2 separate regions of the Homo sapiens genome follow, and region 2 is linked to region 1. A link is a contact called in ENCODE Hi-C data. All regions are on one chromosome and are shown on one strand. The core of a region is the stretch at or near the end of the contact, and the rest is flanking DNA. Distances in the headings are between cores, read along the strand shown. Region 1 has its middle 39 kb from the start of MFAP3. Region 2 has its middle 46 kb from the start of HAND1.

Region 1 (5,699 bases), core at 1,207-3,706:
CCCATCCTCCACGTCAGAGCCTGCTGAATGAGCCAGGAGGATGACGAAATCAGACTTCTCAGAAAATGGCAGCAGGATGTGGTAAACCCGCTTTGAATCTTAGGGTCATGCAGACCTGGTGTGCATTCCAGCTTTACTACTTCTTTTGTTGTTGTTGTATTTTTTTTTTTTTTTTTTTTTTGAGAGGGAGTCTCACTCTGTCACCCAGGCTGGAGTGCAGTGGCGTGATCTCGGCTCACTGCAACCTCCGCCTCCCAGGTCCAAGCAATTCTCCTGCCTCAGCCTCCTGAGTAGCTGGGATTACAGGCACATGCCACCACGCCCAGCTAATTTTTGTATTTTTAGTAGAGACAGGGTTTCACCATATTGGTCAGGCTGGTCTTGAACTCCTGACCTCAGGTGAACTACTTGCCTCAGCCTCCCAAAGTGCTGGGATTACAGGCGTGAGCCACCGCGCCCAGCCCAGCTTTACTACTACTGAACTGCATAAGTGGGCAAGTGATTTATCTCCTCTACACTGCTGGTTTTTCCTCCAAAAGATGAAGATAATATTTCCCCTGAAAGGAGGTTGTTGTGAAGATTAAATTAGATAATACTTAAAGCACCCAGCCTAGTTACTGTCGACATAGAGGTCCATTAAATATTAGTCTACCCCTGTGTCCCCATTAAAGATGAAAAAACCAAAGCACCAAGAGGCTAAATGTCTTAGCCCCTGTGACCCAGTGTGTTCCCCTAGACTTTGTAGTCAGTCCTCAGGCCATCTCCAGATGAGATTTTATCCTTGCTGCAGTTAGTAGTCTAGGACCTAAACTTTTCTCAGTTCTCTCTTAGCTAATTTCTGATCTTCTCCCTCCTGGGATCCTGAGAGAGAGAGAGCTACTGGAAGCCTTTATGCAGCCTCCCTCCTTTCTTGCTTAAAAGGATAAATGAGGGAAGGAGAGGCTAAAAGCTCCCTTGGTCATCAAGAGAATTAAGGCGAGGAGAAGGGGTAATGTGGAGGGCAGAGATCAGTGGCTCAGGTCACGCCTGCTCTCCAGTCAAGAGCCTCTTAGCTCTAAGCCACCCACTTAGGTACAGCAAGATTCACTTAGTGGCACAGTCTAGAGTCACATGTGGTATTAGAGCTGAAAAAGACCATAGAGATTATTACATTTTCAGCCAAGCTTTATATGTGGTAGATGAGGCATCATAGGGAGATTAACTTGCTCAGAGACTCTCATTAACAGAGCTGGCCTCAGCACCCCAGGGTCCTGGCTCCCTGTCCTCTTTGCCTTGTACCACTCTGACTCCCATGACCTTGCTAGTTCTCTGCAGAGCCATTGGCCCTGGAACTTGGCATAGTCAACGCTACGGTGGTGAACTTTACCCTCCCACTGCCATCTTCTCCCCAGTACTCTTGCTCTGCTGTGTACCACTTAGGCTTCTGGCTACCCACGACCCCACACTAAGGTGCCTTCTCTAGGCAAAAACCCAGGTCCCAAAGCTTCCCCTATGCCCATTTCTCTATCAAAACTCACCTTTCCAACATCCTAAACAACTGTAAGATTCAAAAGAAAGTCTGCTATGTAATAAACTCCCCCATGTTCATGACTGATAGTGGACTCAAATGGTTCTATGGTGGTTTCTTTTTAAAACTGATCTCCTAGAGAAATGAACCTTTACTCGAAGGTTAAGGCACTTAAGGTAGAATTCTGGGAATTCTGAAGCAGAAAATCCTCCCAGCACACCTCCAAGAGTACAGTTGAGACAACCACCACCATTGCCACCATGTGATACTAGTCCTGGGTTAGAGGTATGTGTGTTTTCAAGCACTATCTTGATAATGATCTGGTCTCTTTTATGTATCTGAGAAATGCCCTTCTTCTTATCATACCAAATCTAAAGGCATTCATCTCCATTTCCTTGGAGCTCTCTTTTAATCCATCTCTCCTTTCCACCCAGTGCCTGCAGTCAAGAGAGTGCAGGAAAGGCGAGGAGGGTCCCAGCTGCCCTGTTACTGCTTCTTATAGCAACTCCCGAGGCAATTACATTCACCCCTTTCTAAAATTCTCAAGCACCAAGTTTCAAATGCCTCATTCCCACAGGACTTTACCTCTTTCTTACAATGCTGTCTAGGTAAATGGTAATAATGAAAATGATGGTGGTGCCAGATGTAATGGGTTTCTTCTCCACGTTATGATTCATGGTGGTCTGAGGGATAGAAAGAGCCCATTTGGATAAGCACAGTAGTCAAGAACTGAAGTTTATGCCTGCTGTCTTGACATAATTATTAATAGTGCCTTTCACTCTCAAAAGTGTCCTGGTTTGGGTGACAAACTATTTGGTCATCCTATTAGGAGCACAGGCTTTGAAGTGGATTTGACCTGGGTTCAAACCCCAGCCTGTTTCTTACTAGCTGAATGACTTTGAACAAGTTACTTAAGGTCTATGAGCCACAGTTGCCAAATCTACTGATAGAGAATACTATTAGCACTGAGTTCACAGGGTCATTTGGAAGGACTGGCCTTGCACATTGCCAAGCACATGGTAAGATTGCAACGTGAGTCACCTCCAATTCTAAAGTTACAGAGCATACATTGTACAACTTCATTTGTGGACTCACCTAGGCAGGAAAGTAGACTCTTGAGGATGTTTTGCATTGGAAAAACCTGGACTTGTAACCAGACAGACTAGCATTCAAATCCCAGCTGCACCACTCACTAGTTCTATGACCCTGGGAATTTAAATGACCTTTCTGAGCTTCACCTTGTTCATCTGTGCAATGGGGATTAAAATCTCAGAGTTGTTGTGAAGGGAAAATAAGATAAAGGTATTAGAAAGCACTCCATATGAACTCAATAAATGCTGCCTCTTATCATTACATTTGCCCAGGTACACATCCAGGGTTCACTGGTAAGGGAAGAAGCAGATCTAGCCCTGTGCTCTTTCAGTTATATCTTATGGTCTCTGGGGACTGCATTCTTCTTCCTCCATTGATCAAAATGTTGTCCTAAGCCATCGGCATTATTTCCCACTCTAAATCCTTCTCAAGCTCTCCCCCTCTTTATCATGGAAATTAGAAACAAGAAAAGGAAGCATCATGATGACATGCAGCTGGCCCCAGGGTTTTTGGATTAGAACCAAATTTCATGTTTGTGGAACTGATGTCAATTTGCTGGCTATGTGACATTGGGCAAATTACTCCACCCCACTGAGCTGCAATTTCCTCCTGTGTAAAAAGAAAATAATACCCTTTGCAGGGTGAGCAGCAAACCCAAGTCATTCTAATTCCCAAGCCCATGCTTTTAACCTTTATTCTGCTTCAAGTTCAAGAGCTGTTTAGTCTCATGGCCATTTGGGCAGCAGTTAAGATGATAGCAGGTAGTGAGACCAAAGTTTCTGGACTAGAACCTACGTTTCAGGTGCATGGGATTGAATTCAAAAGATTGGGATTTGGGCTAAGGTATGAAGTATGACGCTACCTCATTCGAAAATAGTGTACAAAGCATCTGGCCTGTTTTTTGTTTTACATAACTATATCCCTGTAGCATAAACCATGGCCCACCAGCCAAAACCATCCTGCCACCTATTCTGGTAGCGTTTTACTGGAGCAGAGCTATGCCCATTAATATATGTATGCAATATGTCTGCTTCCTTGGAACTATGGAAGATTGAATTGTTGCAACAGAAACTGTATGGACTGCAAAGGGTAAAATAATGTGCTATCTGACCCTCTACAGAAAAAGGTTGCAACCCTGCTCTAGGGCATAATACCACTTTAAGTTTTAATAATGATAATTACAAGAATACGTGGTGCTGAGTGCTTACTCTATGCTGAGTGCCGTTCTATGGCTTTATATGTATATCTTATTTGTACTTGCAATAAATCCATGATATACACAATTATTCCTATTTTATGAGTAAGGAAACAGACAGAAAGAGGTTAAATAACTTGCTGGAGATCCAGTGGCTGGTAAATGGCACAGTTGGGATTCTAACCCAAGTAGTGTCAAGTATTACATTTCCTTGGAAGTTTGCAAACACATTTTCTTTCCTGATCAACTTGACCACTCATGATATGAGAGACAATTTTAGATGGTTCATAAACACCTTATTAAGAAACATCCTCTCCTATGGTGAGAAAGCCATTCCCTTTCAAGTTCACTTTAACATGACAAATCTCCCTTTTAACAGAGAGAGTGAACAGTCTTTTCACACACAGCAGTACCTTGCTAAAATTTAACTTCTAAATTAAACTTTTAAACTTAAATTTTAAATTATATTTAAAATTTAATATATTTAAAATGTATTGCTTCATTTCATAGCATGTATTTTTTGTGGTCACCTTTTATTTGTGGAAAACAATCCTTGTTTTCTCTTCACAGCAATTTCCTTTCAAAAGAAATTTATTTAAGGATAAAAAAATACAGTCGATTCAGATATTAAGACCATGTTAATAATGGTGCCGAGGGTGTGTAAATATGACACAAATCATGACCGTGGTACAGAAATGAATGACAGAGACCAGGCGCAGTGGCTCATGCCTGTAATCCCAGCACTTTGGGAGGCTGAGGCAGGAGGATCACTTGAGGTCAGGAGCCCAAAACCAGCCTGGCCAACATGGTGAAACCCCATCTCTATTAACAATACAAAAATTAGCTGAGTGTGGTGGCGCACACTTGTAATCCCAGCTACTCAGGAGGCTGAAGCAAGAGAATTGCTTGAACTCAGGAGGCAGAGGTTGCAGTGAGCTGAGATCGTGCCACTGCACTATAACCTGGGCAACAGAGCAAGACTCCATTTCAAAAAAAGAAAAAAAAAAAAAAGAAATGAATGACAGAGATAGGAAGCCCTGCCCAGAGCACTGGCCCAGGAGTAAGGTGTCGTAGCCCTCAGCCCAGCCAGCAGCAGTTTGGTATATGGCTGTGGACAGATTGTCCCCTCCCTGAGCTCAGATTCTCTATCTATTGAGTAAGGAGTTTAAATTAAATTATCTCTAACATTCTGTGGCATCCTAGTTTCTTCTTCTTGGCCTGGAATTTACTATACTTTAACTCGAGCCAATATTAAATGAGACGTGTTAGAGATCCACCCTTTCAAGCCCCGTAAAGACAAAGGACTCCACTGCACCCACTATGTCTTTTCCTCTTTGAGTGAGTCTATTAATTCCTATCTAGATTCCTGCCGAAAAAGGTGAGGAGATAAATGCATGTAGTGCAGGATTCAATTTGTGCTTCTTGCCTAGAAATTAAACAGGTCTGGGTTGGTCCAAGGTGTTTACAGGAGAAAGATAAGTTCTTTGACATGTCCTCATTCACAGCGATTCCACCTGGGCCCAGCAGGCCTTCTGATGGGTTTTCTCTCCCTTTGGAGGGCTCTGTGTCTGCTCACCCAGAGACAGCTGTGGCCATACCTCATGATGGCTGGGGAAAAAAAAAGAGAAGGATTTTTATGAAAAATTACAAGGTGCAGCACTGCAAATGGATGCCAAGCCTATATGAAAAGTAACCTGACTAGAAGCAGCAAGAGTGGAAAACCCCATTCTTCTCACATTTAAAAAAAGTTGTGGGGTAGAGGATGCCCAGGATAGGCCAGGTGCAATAACTTATCCTATTAATCTGCTATATTTAGTTCTTTTACCCCACATCAATCCTGAGAAGGAGTTATCATCATCATTTATTAATTTTATTACACTTTATAGTATAGATTAAGAAACTGAA
Region 2 (5,699 bases), core at 1,721-4,220, 450 kb after region 1:
TCCTGGCCAGAACCCTCCTGACATCAGGGAAGAGGCTAGAAGGGGTTAGGGGCTTTTTAGAAGTTGTGGGCGGTGGGTGGGGGAGTGGAGAGGGGTGCCGCACTTTCCCCAAGAGACGAGGGCGCTGAGCTCCCGGTATCCTCTAGGTGGCGCACAATTCTCTGGGGAAAAGGAGAATTCCAGGTGAACTAATTCCACGGGAAGAAGGGTTGGTTTGGGAGGGGCTAAGCCCTGCCTACGGGCTCCTGTAGGGGAATCAGCTCCCCATCCCCCTGCTCCCTCCAGAGCAGCGCCCAGCATTCAATCATTCGCTCGCATTTATTTGTCTCCCGCCTGCCTGTGGCCAAGACTTGCCATTTGTAGGTCACAGCACAAAGCGGAGGAGGGCAGGGTTGTCTGACTTGGAGCTCAGGAAACCTCGGCTTGGGGCTGGTTTTGCATCTGAGTTGCTGTAAGACTTAGCACCTTTCTGGGTCTCAGTCGTTCCAACAGTTCAAAAAAGTGAGGATGGCCGGGCGCGGTGGCTTACGCCTGTAATCGCAGCAGTTTAGGAGGCCAAAGCGGGCGGATCTCGAGGTCAGGAGTTCAAGACCAGCCTGGCAAAGAGGGTGAAATCCCATCTCTACTAAAAATACAAAAAATTCGCCGGGCGTGGTCGCAGGCGCCTGTAATCCCAGCTACTCGGGAGGCCGAGGCAGAGAATTGCTTGAACCCGGGAGGCAGAGCTTGCAGTGAGCCGAGATCGCGCCACTGCACTCCAGCCTGGGCGACAGAGTAAGACTCCGTCTCAAAAAAAAAAGTGAGGATGTCAGCTTGGCTAGATTATAGTCCTGCTTCATCACCCAACCCCCAACCCCTATCTGTCTCCATCTTGAGCCCACCCTGGCCCCAGACTCCTCCTCTGTCCCATAAGAAAGGATTAAAATCTCACAAACTGATGAGAATGAAGTGTGAAAGGGCCTACAGGGTTTGAATGAGGGGGGAGGGGCTGACGCTTCAGAGCTAGCTCTACCCCCACAAAGGGGAGGTGGGGGGAGGGAGCTGGAAGGCTTGGAGGGACCTATCTTCCTCCACCCAACTCCCAGAGCTAAGCAGTACCGTGGCCCCCCACTCTTCCAGTGCTGCTGGCCTATGGCTTGCTTATCAGGGGTGGCACCCCCACTAATGCAGCACGGGGTGTCCAGGGACTGAGATCGGCTCTCGAGTTCCCCTGTGGCCACAAACTGTCCTCTGGACAGTTGACTTGCTTGGCGGTGCCTCATTTTCTTTATCTGTAAAACGGGCCAAAACCACTTTTGTCACAGAGTGACATCCTTGCAACAGCCATACTGCTGTTTAAAATCTTCCATCTGCTTCTCCTTCCTGCAGGGCAGGTGTAAAGAAGGCCTGGGGTGACCCAGCATCCTGACTTGGAGAAGATCCTATGGGGGAAGAGGGCCATGGAGTGGTCATCGCAGATAAGGGGCCCTTTGGTGCTTTCTGTCCCATGTGCGCTAATAATTCTTCAGCCACAGACAGCATCTTGCGACATCCAAAGTACTCTCATATCCATGACTTTATGTGACCCTCACATTCTACCTTGATTGGTGGGAAACTGAGGCTGGTAAAAGGAGATGTGACTTGCCCAAGATCACACATCCAGCCAGCAGCCAAGTCAAGCTGTAGAGTGCAGTGGATAAGAGGATGGTATCAGGCCATCCTGGCTCTGCTGTGCTTAAGCCGTGTGGCCTTAGGCATGTCATTTCACCTCCCTGAGCCTCGGCTTCTTCATTTATCAGTAGGAATAGTGCAGAATTGTTCTGAGGGTTAAATAAAACAAACAGAGTGACATACTGGGTGCCATCCTGGTTTTGGTAACATTCAGAGCCAAAACACACCTTTCTTGGTTCTAAGTGACTATATCTGGGGAGTGGGGACTTGTCTTTTTTTCCTCCTACATCTTGCATCTCGCTGGTATGATTTCCATGTCCCATCACATCAGTCTCTTCCCCAGGTCTTCCAGGCTCCACTGTCAGCACTAAGAAGTCAGGGATTGGGTGTGGCTTGCTCCCCGCTGTAAGCCCAGCACATAGCACAGCACCTTACACTGAGTGAGAATAATGGCTCATATTTTAAGTGCTCGCTGTGTGCCACTCCTGTGCTAAGCACTTTCTCTGCCTCTTTTCATTTAATCCTCACAATTCTACAATGTAGGAGGTATGATTCTCATCCCCATCACAGCAGTGATGGAACTGGTATCAGAAAGGGAAAGCAACCAGCTCAGCAGAGCCAGGCATGTCTGTGCGACTCCAACACTCAACCGCACGGCAGGCTCAGCAGCTGTTCTCTGCTTATAAAGCACATGGCGCCTGGCACATTGGTCACCCTCAATCCATGGCATTGGATCTTTGTCACCTGACTGTCATCATCCCTTCTGACTCTCAGTCCCTCCTCTGAACAACAGCTGTGTGTTGGCCCCATTCATGTCCCACCAATGCCCAGTCCTTTAGGGGGCTCCCCAGCTAGCCAAGGTGACCCCATGCTAACATTTCCCAAGCTCTTTCCTCAAATTTTATCTCCATCATCAATGACCAACTCCTCTGTGTCAGAGGCAAACAGCTCCCACCCGTATTTATTTCACCCCAGCTTTGTCTATTTATAGGAAGCTGGCTTGTCCTGACGCTGTTTCTGTTAACAAGGCAGGCATCTCAGCCAACTGGGCAGAAAAGCAGCAGAAACCTTCAGTCCTGCCCATAAAGGCCCCAGAAATGTCTCTGCCTCCAGAGGTTTTTGAGAAACTGCTGCAAGGGGAATTATGAGTGTAAACTTGCCCCCTCCCTCTGCCCGCCCCCCAGCCCTCTCATCTGGACAATAACAGCTCCCATCTCATCTCTGAGAAACCATTCCCGAAGGTTCCAGCTGAGTGCAGGATTAGGCCTCAGGGTGGCAATTAGCTGATAAGGCGATGACTTCACCCAGAGCAGAGAGAGCCTGGCTAGCTGGAGCCTGTCCCTGCAGGACACCCTGCCCTGGGCCTCTCTCCCTGGACTTAGAGACAGGAACCCTGGCCCAAGGCTTGGGGAAGTCTCTTCCCCTCTCTGGACCTCTGATTGCCCCTGTGTGAAATGGAGCATGTTCTGACCTTCACAGGCTTGTGGGAAGCTCCAGTAAAATAAGAAATAAGATCTTGCTCAGAAAGAATCCCTGGCAGCAGTGCATTGCTGACCATAGACAACCATAGAACTGGAGCCTTTTCTGGAATATTCCTGAAGGAACAAAGAAAAGAGGCACTGGCCAGGGAATCAGGTGGACCTGAGTTTCTGAGCACAGGCCCTGTGTTCACCAGCTGTGTGCTCTCAAGCAGGCTGCCTCCCTTTCCTCTCTGTAAAATGGGACAGTGTTTGTGCCTTGTCTTCCTCGCACATGGTTTTGAGATGCAGAGATAACTGAGGAAGGAGAGCTGAGCGGATAAGATCACAGGTTTCAGAGCATGTGGGCCTGGCTTCGAGTGCCTGTTTGACCCCTTACTAACTGTGTGCCTTTATGTTGATGGCTTGTATAAGACCTCGGTTCTTGTCTTCTTAGTTTAAAAGAATTTAAACAAGAGACACCCAGCAAAGGAGGTGAATCATAGAGTAATTTCTCGAAAAATAAAAAGATATTTTGCAGGTGGATCACTTGAGATCGGGAGGTCAAGACCAGCCTGGCCAACATGGTGAAACCCCATCTCTACTAAAAATCAAAAATTAGCTGGTTGTGATGGCACGTGCCAGCTCCTCAGGAGGCTGAGGCAGAAGAATTGCTTAAACCCGGGAAGTGGAGGTTGCAGTAAGCCAAGATCATGCCACTACACTGCAGGCTGGGCGACAGAGCAAAACTCTGTCTAAAAAAAAAAAGCAGATTCCTTAAAAATGACCTGGGAGATAAAGTGGGATCTTGCCCCTGCCTGCCACTGGGACCCCAGCTCCCAACCCCTCTCCCCTTGCCACACTGGTTTTCTTCTCTGTCTGAAAAAAGAGAAAAGAAAAAAAGAAAAAGAATATTTTGAAAGGTCAGGGTGGGCTGCTCACGAGGATGAGTCAGCCAAGACTGGCACTAGGGAAGCTCCCTTTACAGGAATCTTCCAGCATTATTCATAAGGAGGTAGGAAGAGGTGTTACTATTATAGTAAGCATGTTCTGGGTGGTCTCTGGGTGCACATGCTCAGTAGCCACACATACTTTTTCATACGTAGCCTGTACAGTTCATTAGCATCTTAAATCTCCACCCAGGGGTGTGTTTTTACTATTATAATGAGCAAAGGGTCAGTCTGAGGACAGGTAAAATCAAAATGTGCATGCTGTCTGGAGGAGAAAGTCCCTACTGAATATAGCTTCAGTAGCCCAGCTAATTTTTGTATTTTTAGTAGAGACAGGGATTCATCATGTTGTTCAGGATGGTCTTGATCTCTTGACCTCGTGATCCGCCCGCCTCAGCCTCCCAAAGTGCTGGGATTACAGGCATGAGCCACCGCTCCCAGCTGAAGAAAGGTGTCTTTCTATCCACGGCCCTCTGCCCCTTCTTTGCCTAATGTTGAGGTGGAATGTTGGTCATGAAGGCAGCTTACCAGCTGTGTGATCCTGGTCAAGTTAGTTAACCTCTCTGTGCCGTGCTTTTTCTTTATCTGGAAAATGAAATGATAATATGCACATCTACCTCATAGTTATCTGAGGACTAAATGTGTTAGTAAATTTAAAGTGCTTAAAACAGTACCTAACATCAGAGTGCTCTGCACACATTAGCTTTTTTTTTTTTTTTTTTGGAGATGGAATCTCACTCTGTCACCCAGGCTGGAGTGCAGTGGCACGATCTCAGCTCACTGCAACCTCCGCCTCCCGGGTTTAAGCAATTCTCCTGTCTCAGCTTTCCAAGTAGCTGGGATTACAGGTGCGCGTCACCATGCCCGGCTAATTTTTGTATTTTTAGTAGAGACGGGGTTTCACCATGTTGGCCAGGCTGGTCTCAAACTCCTGACCTCAGGTAATCTGCCTGCCTTGGCCTCCCAAAGTGCTGGGAGTACAGGCATGAGCCATCATGCCTGGCCCACATTAGCTTTTATTTGTATTATTTTAAAGTTCTTGTTTTCTCCTCATGTCAAATTGCCTTTGCAGTAGACAGTGCATGGCTGCTTCCTGGAAACCTGTGGAGAAGCTGCAGAGGGGTCGATGACAATCCTGAGCCTGGCCCTGCCACTTGCACATTCAATGTCTCTGGCAAGTCCTCCCCCTTCAAAGCCCATTTCCCCATTGGTAGAATGAGAAGGATCAGGAATATTCCAGAACTCTAGGTCCCAGGGTGGCTTAGTCCCACTGAGGACTCCTGATGGCCCCCTTTGCTTGCTGACCTCCAGGAGATCTGATGGGGCTGAAGTGCCCACCTTGGTGGCCCGCCTTGTCTCTCTCACTCAACAGCTCTGGCCCTGAGAGAAAGCAGGCCCCAACCCAGGGCTGTCACATGAGCTGACCCCGCACTGGGCGGGGAAGGAAGGGCTGTGGTGGGAGCCCAGGGGAAAGGGCCTGTATGCCAGTGTGTTCACACAATCACATAAACTCTCACACAGACAGACACACAGACATCAACCTTGACACACTCAACAGATAGGCATGCTCTGACACAGACACATAGTCAGACACTGTAGCCCCCAACACCTTCTCAAGACGATCACAGGCCTGGCCCCCTCC

Evidence for each region. A loop is a pair of places that touch in the nucleus more often than their neighbours do. Pooled maps may share reads with other maps.
Region 2: a map of K562 shows a loop between it and region 1 (2.5-fold over the local background). The contact joins two enhancer-like sites. A Hi-C loop is called at or near these places in 1 of 168 maps with a recorded cell type or tissue (K562), 1 of 37 single-sample maps with no recorded cell type and 3 of 50 pooled maps.

The regions. Positions count from the first base shown.
Region 1 is chr5:154,075,400-154,081,098 of GRCh38, forward strand. No RefSeq gene overlaps it. Among named protein-coding and RNA genes, the nearest start is that of MFAP3, 39 kb to the left of the region's middle. Within about 2 kb of position 2,457, at least 2 of the 41 ENCODE cell types and tissues checked have a DNase peak (open chromatin) inside an H3K27ac peak, as active enhancers do.
Region 2 is chr5:154,520,966-154,526,664 of GRCh38, forward strand. No RefSeq gene overlaps it. Among named protein-coding and RNA genes, the nearest start is that of HAND1, 46 kb to the left of the region's middle. RefSeq lists an enhancer at 44-647. Within about 2 kb of position 2,971, at least 3 of the 41 ENCODE cell types and tissues checked have a DNase peak (open chromatin) inside an H3K27ac peak, as active enhancers do.